Regions from separate parts of the Mus musculus genome. Here regions 1 and 2 are each linked to region 3. Evidence: chromatin loops called from intact Hi-C (ENCODE). Cell type or tissue: left cerebral cortex. All regions are shown on one strand. Each heading gives the region's core, and the rest is flanking DNA. Links, peaks and the distances in the headings are about the cores only.

Region 1 (3,175 bases), core at 484-2,983, 180 kb after region 3:
TCCATGCAGCCCTGATCTGTTGAAGGATGTCTAGGAACAAACCAACTTCTCTGTCTATGCCTCAGTTTCCACATCAGCAAAATGGAGCAAGAATGTCATCTACTTAGAAGACCGATGAGGGGGCCGTGAAAGACAGAGTCAGGTTCATAGCACATGAGCCTGCACGGACCAGGCTGTCAGTAGCCCAGAGCTATTTTTAGTTTCACTCTGTTAGATTTTGTGATCTGAAGGAAAGCCAGAGCATAAGGTGCTGGCAAGTCTAATGACTTTTCTATTTCTCCCACGTTGCCCCTCTCTCATTCTCACCTCTGTGGCAGGCAGAACATCACTGTAATAAGATGATGGGGAGAAGCCTGGAAGTAGATGCCCATGGTGCCTCTAGAAACAGAGATGTTTTCCAAATGGGGTGCTTCATCATGGAGGCAGAGCCGTGAAGGAGCCTTAGCTTGTGGCTTAGCAAAAGAGAAGAAAACTAAGGCAAGGCCCAAATGCCCCTGGCCTGAGGCATTAGCCAACCAATCCCTCTGGAGGCCTGCTCCTCCTGGTGGCTGTCACCTCAAGTGTGTTCAGATCTGTCAGGGAACGTGTGCCTTCAGGGGGATGAAGGGCAAAAGCAACATTTGCAGGGAAATTGAATTCTACGAGATAAATCTTAGAAGTCTCTCCCAAGAGCTGAGCTGGTCTTTGAATTAAAAACCACGAGACTTAGGCTAACAGAATAACTGTCCCGTGCTAGAATTAGAAAGGCTACAAATTCTGGGTCCACCATTTCCCAACGCCCTGTGCCTTCTCTGGGATCCTTAACCATCCAAGACTTTAGAGATGGCTGTGTTTCTCAGGGCTCAAACTACACAGGGCCAGTGCAAAGTCCCCAGCCGCCTGTGTCTGCACCTGGTAATGGAGGCCACTCATTTCCTACCTTTCACTATGACCTAGATCCATATGAGAAAGGAAAGCTCACTTCTCAAATGCAGCATAAATAGTTCAGGGTAGAACAGCCTCACTGGTATGCCCTCCCTTCCTCTGCTGGGGACTTGGTTCAGCAAACATCTAATTCATCGGCCAGGGTTTGTTTTTAAGCAAAGACAAGGCTGGTGTAAAACGAAAACTAACTAAATTCATTTTAAAACTCAAATAGTGAACCAACTAAAAGTGTATGTTGCAGAACAGGACAGTGGTTTAGATGTCCCAAGAAAATCTTTGCTCAGTCCTTTAGATCCGAGTACTGCCCCTTGACACTGGCGGCCATGTTTCAATTCAGAATGCAGCCATTTGGTCTGACAGGGAGACAAACAACTTGGATCTCCAAACCCAGGGAGAAGCTGATATCCCCCTACAAGTATCACCTGCACCCACCCACATTTCTTTCACAGCATGAACTGAGCCCTCCTGAAAACTATGGGAAAACTCCAGAAAGACAAGGAGCATGGAACTCCTACACAGCCCTGCAGCATAGCCCCAGAGAAACCGGTGGAAGAGAGGTGCTAGGACCACCGGTGTTGCCTTCGCCAATTTAGAGCTCAACTCTCAGACTTCTCCAACAGAGAAAACGACACATCTGATGGGATCTGAAAGCATTGATCTAGGACTTTTAAGAAGAATCACCTACATGCTGGTTTCTGACTTAGTGATCTGAGCTGCGCCCCTCTGTCCAACTCTGCTTTGCAAATCATTTTACAAATGTAGCCCGGGTACCAAGAGGAAAAGGGAAGCTGCTTTCCCTGATTGCCTGCCTGTCTGCCTGCCTGTCTGTCTGAGAACCCTCATTTTCATTTTAAGGAGTTGGGCTTTCATCCTAGGCAGTGTCTTCCCTACAGGGGGGTAAGGGTGCCCTCTAGTGACAAATCTGAGGATCTGCAGGCAAGGTTGGAGGCCTGCATCTGCAGACTCCCTTATCCAGATGTGAGACCGCCTGGCAGTATGCATCGCACCCCTCTGGGGTTTATTAGCCTGCTGTAATGTCAGTGCAATAATAACCCCGGGGAGGCCATTACACCACTATTTCCATCCAGAGGAGGGCTATTCCATCAAGTACTCCAGAGGCCTGCTTAGTAAATGAGTTTTCTTTTAAAGATATGTTCACTTGATTGCTTTGCTAGAGTGCATTTGGCACCACATGGAAATCTGTAGGGGAATGGAGGACGTGCAGGGACCTGAGGACCACCCATGAATCAGCGGCAAAGGAAAGGGCAAGATATCACAGCCTGAAGGCCATGTCTTCCCTGTGGCCTTTGGTCCCTCTCTTCCAGTGGCCCCGACCTTTAATAAAGTTCCTTACCTATTCATCTTTGAGTTCTCACCCACAGCCATGCAGCCCCAAGACTCATCCCAGTGCTGGTTAGCATTTACTCATTCAAGTCAGGCTCTGTGCAGGATGCTGCCACACCCAGGAAGCAGAGAGGCACAGAGGGACATTTCGATTACAGAGAATGTGTAACAAAGGCCAGTCGCTGTCTGGGTGCTGGTCCTGAGAGCAAGCATCTTTTCAGTCCAGACGCTGAAAGTTAACAATCACAGCAGGATGCAAACCTTAGGCTCTGTGTAACCCTCATAAGGTCACTAAGGGGATGGAGCTGGCCTTTGTCCCCTTCCCAGAAACCCAAGTTGAAAGAGGGCAAGGTGCTATATTAAAACGCTTGGAATAAATAAGAAGGGGGCCTGAGGAAGGCAGAACACACACACCCCTACACACACTATCTGTATATGTATTCCTAGTGGATCAACAATGCACCAAGATTAGCATCTGACCACAGGCATACCCTTATTCACATGGCGTCATGTTTCACCCAGTTACAATTTTCACTCCTCTTGAAATTTTGACCTAAGAAAATTATTGTTTAAAGCAATGCCAGAGGTAATGCCTGTCCCAATAGATGCCCACAGAAGGAACACACCCTCCTCAGGCCGAGTCCGTACTGGCCAAGCATCTGGTTGTCCTCTCGAGCTATAAAATGCCTTCTGGCCCTGGCTCCACCTCCGACACCCTCTGACCCAACCACCACTCAGCCTGCTGGTTTCTGCATCCTACCGTCCTACAGGGGCAGGTGTACCTGGGCTGTAATTGTCTCTAATTAGCTTCTCTGGCACTTGGAACCTTCCCCAACCTCCAACACACAGCTAAGTGGTTCTCCAAAGAGGATAGAAATGATTCCATACCTTTGAAAACATCAAAGGA
Region 2 (3,175 bases), core at 484-2,983, 110 kb after region 3:
TTTAAGTCCTTCGCCCAATTTCTATCTCTAGATAGGATTTCTAACCCTCGTCTACCCCCTGCTTAGGTTCTTTGGCACCATCGTTTGACGGCACTCATCCATAATTTGATGTAGTTTAAAGGCCTTGGAGACAAGACCGTGTTGAAACAAAGCCAATTGGGGTGGGGGTGGGGAATGAAGCACAGTTTCACACTTTGACAGTCACCCAGGGATCTAACTCCATGTTGTCTCAACAAAGCGCTTCTATTCCCCCACCCCACCCCTGCCAAGTTGAGCCAGATACCTTCTGATTCTGTTCTCACCAGCTGGCCCCGAACACAGATCTCATACAGCCCTAAAAATGGACTCCAGAACAGTAAGAGGCAAGCATCTTCTCCACTCGGATTTGCCCTGACATTGTCCTTTCATAGGTCAGAATTAATAAATCCATTCTGTTTAGATAAGGTGTGATAGGCAAAAATCCCCGAGGAAGAGAAGACTCCCAGACACACCACTGGGGTAGGGGGGATGGGGTATGGTTGACAGAGATCACAAAACCAGTCTCCCATGCATTAATTTAACCCTGGGATCTTTTCACAAAGGTGTTAGCCAAATGGCAAGATGGTTGACAGAGACCAGGGAGGGTTGTGGCAAGAAAGAAACAATGTATTCAGTACCACAGGCCAGGCCTCCTGGCAGAAGCTAGAACCACCTTGTTGGGACTTCCAGGAAGAATTACAAATATAAGGGCTATGTAGCAATTTCTAGAGAATCCACTTCAACTATTGAAAGAAAAAAAAATGATGTGGTGGAAAAGTATTGAACCAGGAGTAACTTGCTCAAAGACGACAGCCTGCTCCCTCGGAAGGCACCTGCCACTCAGGGATACGCTGGTATTTACTCTCTGCTGACTCTCAGCTGTATCCGTGGTCAGAGTTTGACGGATAATAAAATTGTTGTCACCTTTTAAAAATTCAGCCTCTTTTGCGTCAGTGACCTCCCACAGCGAGCAAAGAAGCATTTCTTTATAATGTCCAGGAGGTCGCGGACCACGACGTTCACACAGTGCTTCTGTGTTTCTGTGTTGTGCTCGGGGGCAGGAAGTAACTGTAAATGTACTTCCTGAATACCCAGTCTTTCCCCTTCTTCCTGAGATCAAGTAATCTCAGTGTGTAGTAACTCCATAATAAATAAAGACCCCTAGCTTCTATCCAGACCCGTTCCTATTCCTCGCTCATTACACTTGGAATGCCTTTGTCAACAAAGCACAAGCAAGGCCTAGGCATGGCTCAGGGCAGGAGAGTACTTGCCTTACAATCACAATAACCCAAATTCCATTTTTTAACACACATGTATAAAGTCAGGCATGACTGCATATATGTGACACACGCACATACCACATATATACCTCCCAACAAACACACTCAAAGGAAGCATGAGCCGACTGTGACCATGACATGATAGTGACATTTCAGTCTTACCACCATCACAGCATGTGTCTTTTCCACATGCCAGCAAGAACATGGATATTAACAGTAACAACTAAAACTCTAGCCCTGACTCCCATTAGGCTGAGATCTAGTACTGACAACCTGTTGCTCTTATTTCCTGTCCACTACCAGTGTTACTATGTCTTACTGTTTCTTTGGAAAAGAGAAACTGACTCTGCTGATAGTAAGAAGAAAATGTCTCAAAGAAAGTTCTGTAGCCAAACCTATATCCCCTCACACGAATCCTGAACTCAGACAGGAATCCTTACTCTGAAGAGATGCTAAAGATCTTATGTTGTTTGCCCTCTGGAATCTTGCTCTGAGTGACTGGCATGATACATGAGAACCATGTTCAAAGTGTCTTTCCACATGAGAGTTCAAACACTGTGGAGAGAAGAAGGCATGCTAGAAAAGTTACCAGCCTTGGCAAATCAAAACACAGGAGGCCCACTGAAGCCCAAAATTTAGGTTCCTGAATGTTTTAATATAACAGTAACTCAGGTATTGCATGGGGCCTACTTATGCTCACATAACTTGCTACTTACCAGAAATTGCAACTTAGTTGGTCATATAGCAGTATTCTCTTTTGCTGGCAACCCTCAGGGTCGCCCATCTTTGTCCCCGGCTTTACTTGGCTGGGAGAAGCTGCAAATGCCATCAGAAGAAATGCTCTGTTTTTAGTGTCATTGTCAGTCTCAACCTGAGGGCAGCTGGATCTTCTCCTAGGCCAAGAGTGAAATTTGAGATCTTTGCACCAACCTAAAGTTAAACCATCCTGTCATATACTCTTGAATCATTTTTAGCCAATTTCATCAAGATAAATTTATGAACAGTTAACGTAAAATTTTGGCAGTATGGCTTGAGGGGATTTCAGGAGTGTGTGCATCTATATGGGCACCAACCCAGTCGGGAGAGAGAACTTTCTTATTGCTGCCACCAAGAGTTAATTTGCTGCCTTTGCTAAGGAACCCCATAGCCAACCTCAACCACTTTCTGTTTCCTGTCCCTACAAATCTGTTTGGTCTTTCCTAGGCTTTCATGTAAATTGCAAAATCGTTGGAGTTTGTAACCTTCTCTGTGTTCAAGGTCTCATACACAAGAGGATTTGAGACCCATCCCTGCTGTTGTGTGTGTCGGTACTTTCTCCCTTTTAATTACTTGATTGTGTTCTGTCATTTACATTTACCACAATCTGTCCACCCACTTATATCTCAGTGGTAATCGATTGTTTCCAAATTTGGACGACACAAATAAAGATGCTGTCAACACTTGTGTGAAAGTGTTTTTGTAGACATATGATTTTTGTCTGTCTTAGATAAATGTGATGAATTATCAAGGAACTTTATGAAGAAAATAACACATGATCTTTAAAATGCCTCTAGTGTTTAACATTTCTGATGCCAGTTTGAGCATTCTAGGAGACCCTTGCCATCACTTGCTTGTGGTCAGTTTTTAAATTTTAGTCATTATCATGGCCACACATAAATCACACTAAGAAAATAGGTAATACTTGAATAAGACAGACCAAGAGATATGCTCTCTGAAAGACCATTTAAAACACAGCCTTTAAGGGTGATTGGAAGATATGGAAACTGAGATGGTGTGGTGAGTTGGGAAGTGGTCCAGACAGATGGGACTCCAGAAGGAAGAGAAATAAATGCTGGCCTCTTGGGATGGGCTGCAGGGCCTTGTAGTTAAATTCGCAC
Region 3 (3,175 bases), core at 469-2,968:
GTTCCTTTCTATTCTCTGAAACGTCTATCTAATACCAGGCAAGCTAATGTGTCTGCTGGGACAATGAAGAGACAGTGGGTGGATGGGTGGACAGACAAAACAATGAGAGAATGGATGGATATTGAAAAGAAAAGTAGGTCTTGAGGTCTATTTGAAATGACTTTCTAGGGATTCAACCATGACAAACCCCTGGCTGATCGGCTGATATTATGATCTCTGAATTTCTAAGTTTTGGAGAAGAGAATAGACCAAGTTACAAAAATTATATACTGAAGAGTTTTCAACTGCTTCCTTAATTTCTGTTTTTAAGTACTTGAAGCACTCTCCCAGGACAGATGGATAGACATACAGGTGGAAACATGGCAGCAAAGGAGCTGTTTACATATGTGCCAACTTTACAAATATTGAGGATTTATTGACCTACAATAAGCTCTATAGGTGCTGACCATACTTTAACTCTCCCAATCCTTGCTCCAGAAGGAATAAACCAAGCAAGAGGGTTTCCAACTTGTGAGGTTCCACTTCTCCAGCACCTGCTTCAGCTGCTGGTCCTTTGCAGTACTTTATTTACCCAGCATCATGTTGTCTCTTTTAGCCTCACAGTATTCAAGGAACCTCCCTAGTCCAATAGAGAGGGGCCAGTTGTAGATTGACATTTTTGTTCAACAAACAACACCATGCAAAGGTTCTTTCTGTAGTTTGTAAGAGAGACAATGGTGATTCAAATAGCATCTCTATGTACTTTTTGCCTAGTAGGGGTGGGGTGGGGACAGATACTTAGCTCAAAAAATTGCAAAATGTTGTGTCTTATACACAAAGGGGGTAGGAGGGGAAGGGAGAGGGAGGAAGTGGTAGAAAGGAAGGGGAGAGGAGGAGGAGGAAGGGAGAGAGGGAGAGAGAAAAAGAGAGAGAGAGAGAGTTCCTTTTGGTCTGTTAACAGAAATATCAGATTAGCATAGTAGTTGGGAGAGGCAAGACCAACAAAGAGAAATGAAAAGCTGCATCAAGCAGAAAAGTCTGAGTGGGAAGAGAAGAGCAACACAAATGCACACACACAAACACAAAGTGCCTCCTCCATTCTAGAAACTCTAAAAGTTCAGTGAGAGAACACAGACTGGAAAGGGGGTGAAGAGAGAAAGAAGGAAGGGGGATATGAGAGCTGCCGTGAGCAAGACAATGAAGGGTCTTTCACGCTACATGAAGGAGTTGGGGTTCCCATCTCTATGGTGATGGGGTGCCACTAGAAGACTTTAATGAGGATCTGTTTTCAAAAGGTCATTTGACAGGAAGGGAGAGGATGATGGGAGGTGGGTGAATCAGACAATAAGGAGGCATGCTAGGGGACAATAACGTGGGCTACACAGGACAAAACAGACACAGATTAAGTGTCAGCAATGGGAAGAGAAATTATATACAAATGTGAGATGTCATTGTCATTACATACAGGGGAGGGCAAAGGAGAAACCACTGAGAGGTGTTTAAGTTTCTCTGTTTTACTGACTGCCTGCCCTACAGGAGTTACAGAGAACAACACAAGGTTCCTACCTGCAGGAAAGGAAATGTGTGATGCATAAATAACCAATGACAAAAGGTGATCCAGTGAGAGCTACAGACTGAAAGTGCCGCAAAGATGGTAGCAGAACATTTCCTTCCAGCTGCACCCATAGCAGAGCTCTGGATGCCAAGGTCCAAAGATGGGCAGCAATCGGGTGGGTGACCAGAATGGAACAGCTATATCAGTCCAGGACAGTGAGACAGACATTTCCTGGGAGGGAGAAAGATTACTAATTTCAGTAGCTTTAGCATGGGGTGTAGAGTCAGGAAGAGGGAAAGATAAAGACAGACGGCAGAGCCTGGGGAGATCAGAATGTGAAGATCTAAACTGGGACTCCCAGCACTAACATAAGAGTCATGTGCAAAGGCATACAGTGATGACACTAATGTTGGAGAGATGGTAGCAGAGACAGGTGGGTGGGTCCCTGAAACTCATTGGCCAGCCAGCCTAGGAGAGTTGATAAGCTTAAAGTTTAGTGAGAGATTCTGTCTCAAAAATTAAAAGTGGGAGGCAATTGGGCATGGATATCTAATGCCAACCTCTAATCTCCATGTGCATATGCACACATGCACATGTGCACACATGCAAAACAAGTACATGTATCACACAAGCAATACTGCAAACAATGAAACACACACACAAACACTGACACTTGCAGTTTTTTTTATTGTTTTCTTTTCCTGTTTTTTTTTTGTTTGTGTTTGTTTGTTTGTTTTTAGGCAGAAACTACAATGCAAGAATTTAAATGTCAAGAAAGGAGTTGGAGTTTCCTTATAGCCCCTTGGCCTGCATTGTTCTGATTGCTCAGAGTATATTCTGGAAAAACCTGTGTCCCAAAAGATCTTGACAACTTCTTTGCAAAAATGAGAGGATTGTGGCTCAATTGCAATGGGAAGAAAATTGATTAAACTAAGTTAAACAGGTTCAATACTAATGGACTTTTTAAGCTAGTTTAATATTACATATAAAGATGAGAAATAAAAAGGATCAAAGGCTATAGTGCAATTTAAACAGGACAAGAAGGAACAGAAACCACAGAATTGGAAATCCATATGTGGGTTCTAGCTCCAAGTTCTTTACTGCTTAAATGGGAATGTTCATAACCTATTAAAAAAAATAAACCCTCTTCCTTGGTGGGCCTTAATGTCTTTGTATGTGTAATAGGCTATTAGATTAGGTAAAATACCTTTAAAGTAAGTGTTCCCTGGCTAATTTAGGGCCCCTAACATGGGTTGTTTATATTTTACATGGCTCAGACATTTGCATAAGAGACTTGGGTATCTATAAAGAGGGTTGAATCAAATTAAAATCATTCTTTGACATTTTTGATGGTTTTGTATAAACTCAGCAAGATGACACTGGAGCACTGGGTACGTGTTACACTCAATTATAAGGTTGACAAGTGAGAGGAGTCTGGTTTTGTTTGTCTTTTAATTTCTGGCATCCAGTACAGCCATTGAGACACAATAACTCAATCAACACTTGTTCAATTTACAAGGAAATGCTGGTCAACGGCAGAGCAGCAGCTCTATCTGCCTTTATTTAAAGGTCAGAACTAAACTAGCTGTTCAGCTGGAAATAAACCTGAAAAAAACTCTCTTGAAAATAAAGGCACAGGGA

The links. Peaks named below come from ENCODE experiments on the same cell type or tissue, not always from the same donor. Only the 100,000 strongest peaks of a DNase experiment are listed, where the experiment ranks them.
Region 1: it touches region 3 in a loop (3-fold over the local background); 5 of 42 quality-filtered maps call a loop at or near these places.
Region 2: a loop joins it to region 3, with 2.7 times the contacts of the local background. A loop is called at or near these places in 3 of 42 quality-filtered maps.

What each region holds. Positions count from the first base shown.
Region 1 is chr9:29,649,007-29,652,181 of GRCm38, forward strand. It overlaps a transcript of Ntm not described here. Among named protein-coding and RNA genes, the nearest start is that of Gm15521, 18 kb to the left of the region's middle. In left cerebral cortex, for the core only: a CTCF peak has its summit at 1,836 (motif pointing left); a DNase peak (open chromatin) is centred at 1,830.
Region 2 is chr9:29,580,760-29,583,934 of GRCm38, forward strand. It overlaps a transcript of Ntm not described here. Among named protein-coding and RNA genes, the nearest start is that of Gm15521, 50 kb to the right of the region's middle. In left cerebral cortex, for the core only: no CTCF peak of the experiment used is centred there; no DNase peak of the experiment used is centred there.
Region 3 is chr9:29,467,351-29,470,525 of GRCm38, forward strand. It overlaps a transcript of Ntm not described here. Among named protein-coding and RNA genes, the nearest start is that of Ntm, 56 kb to the left of the region's middle. In left cerebral cortex, for the core only: no CTCF peak of the experiment used is centred there; a DNase peak (open chromatin) is centred at 1,876.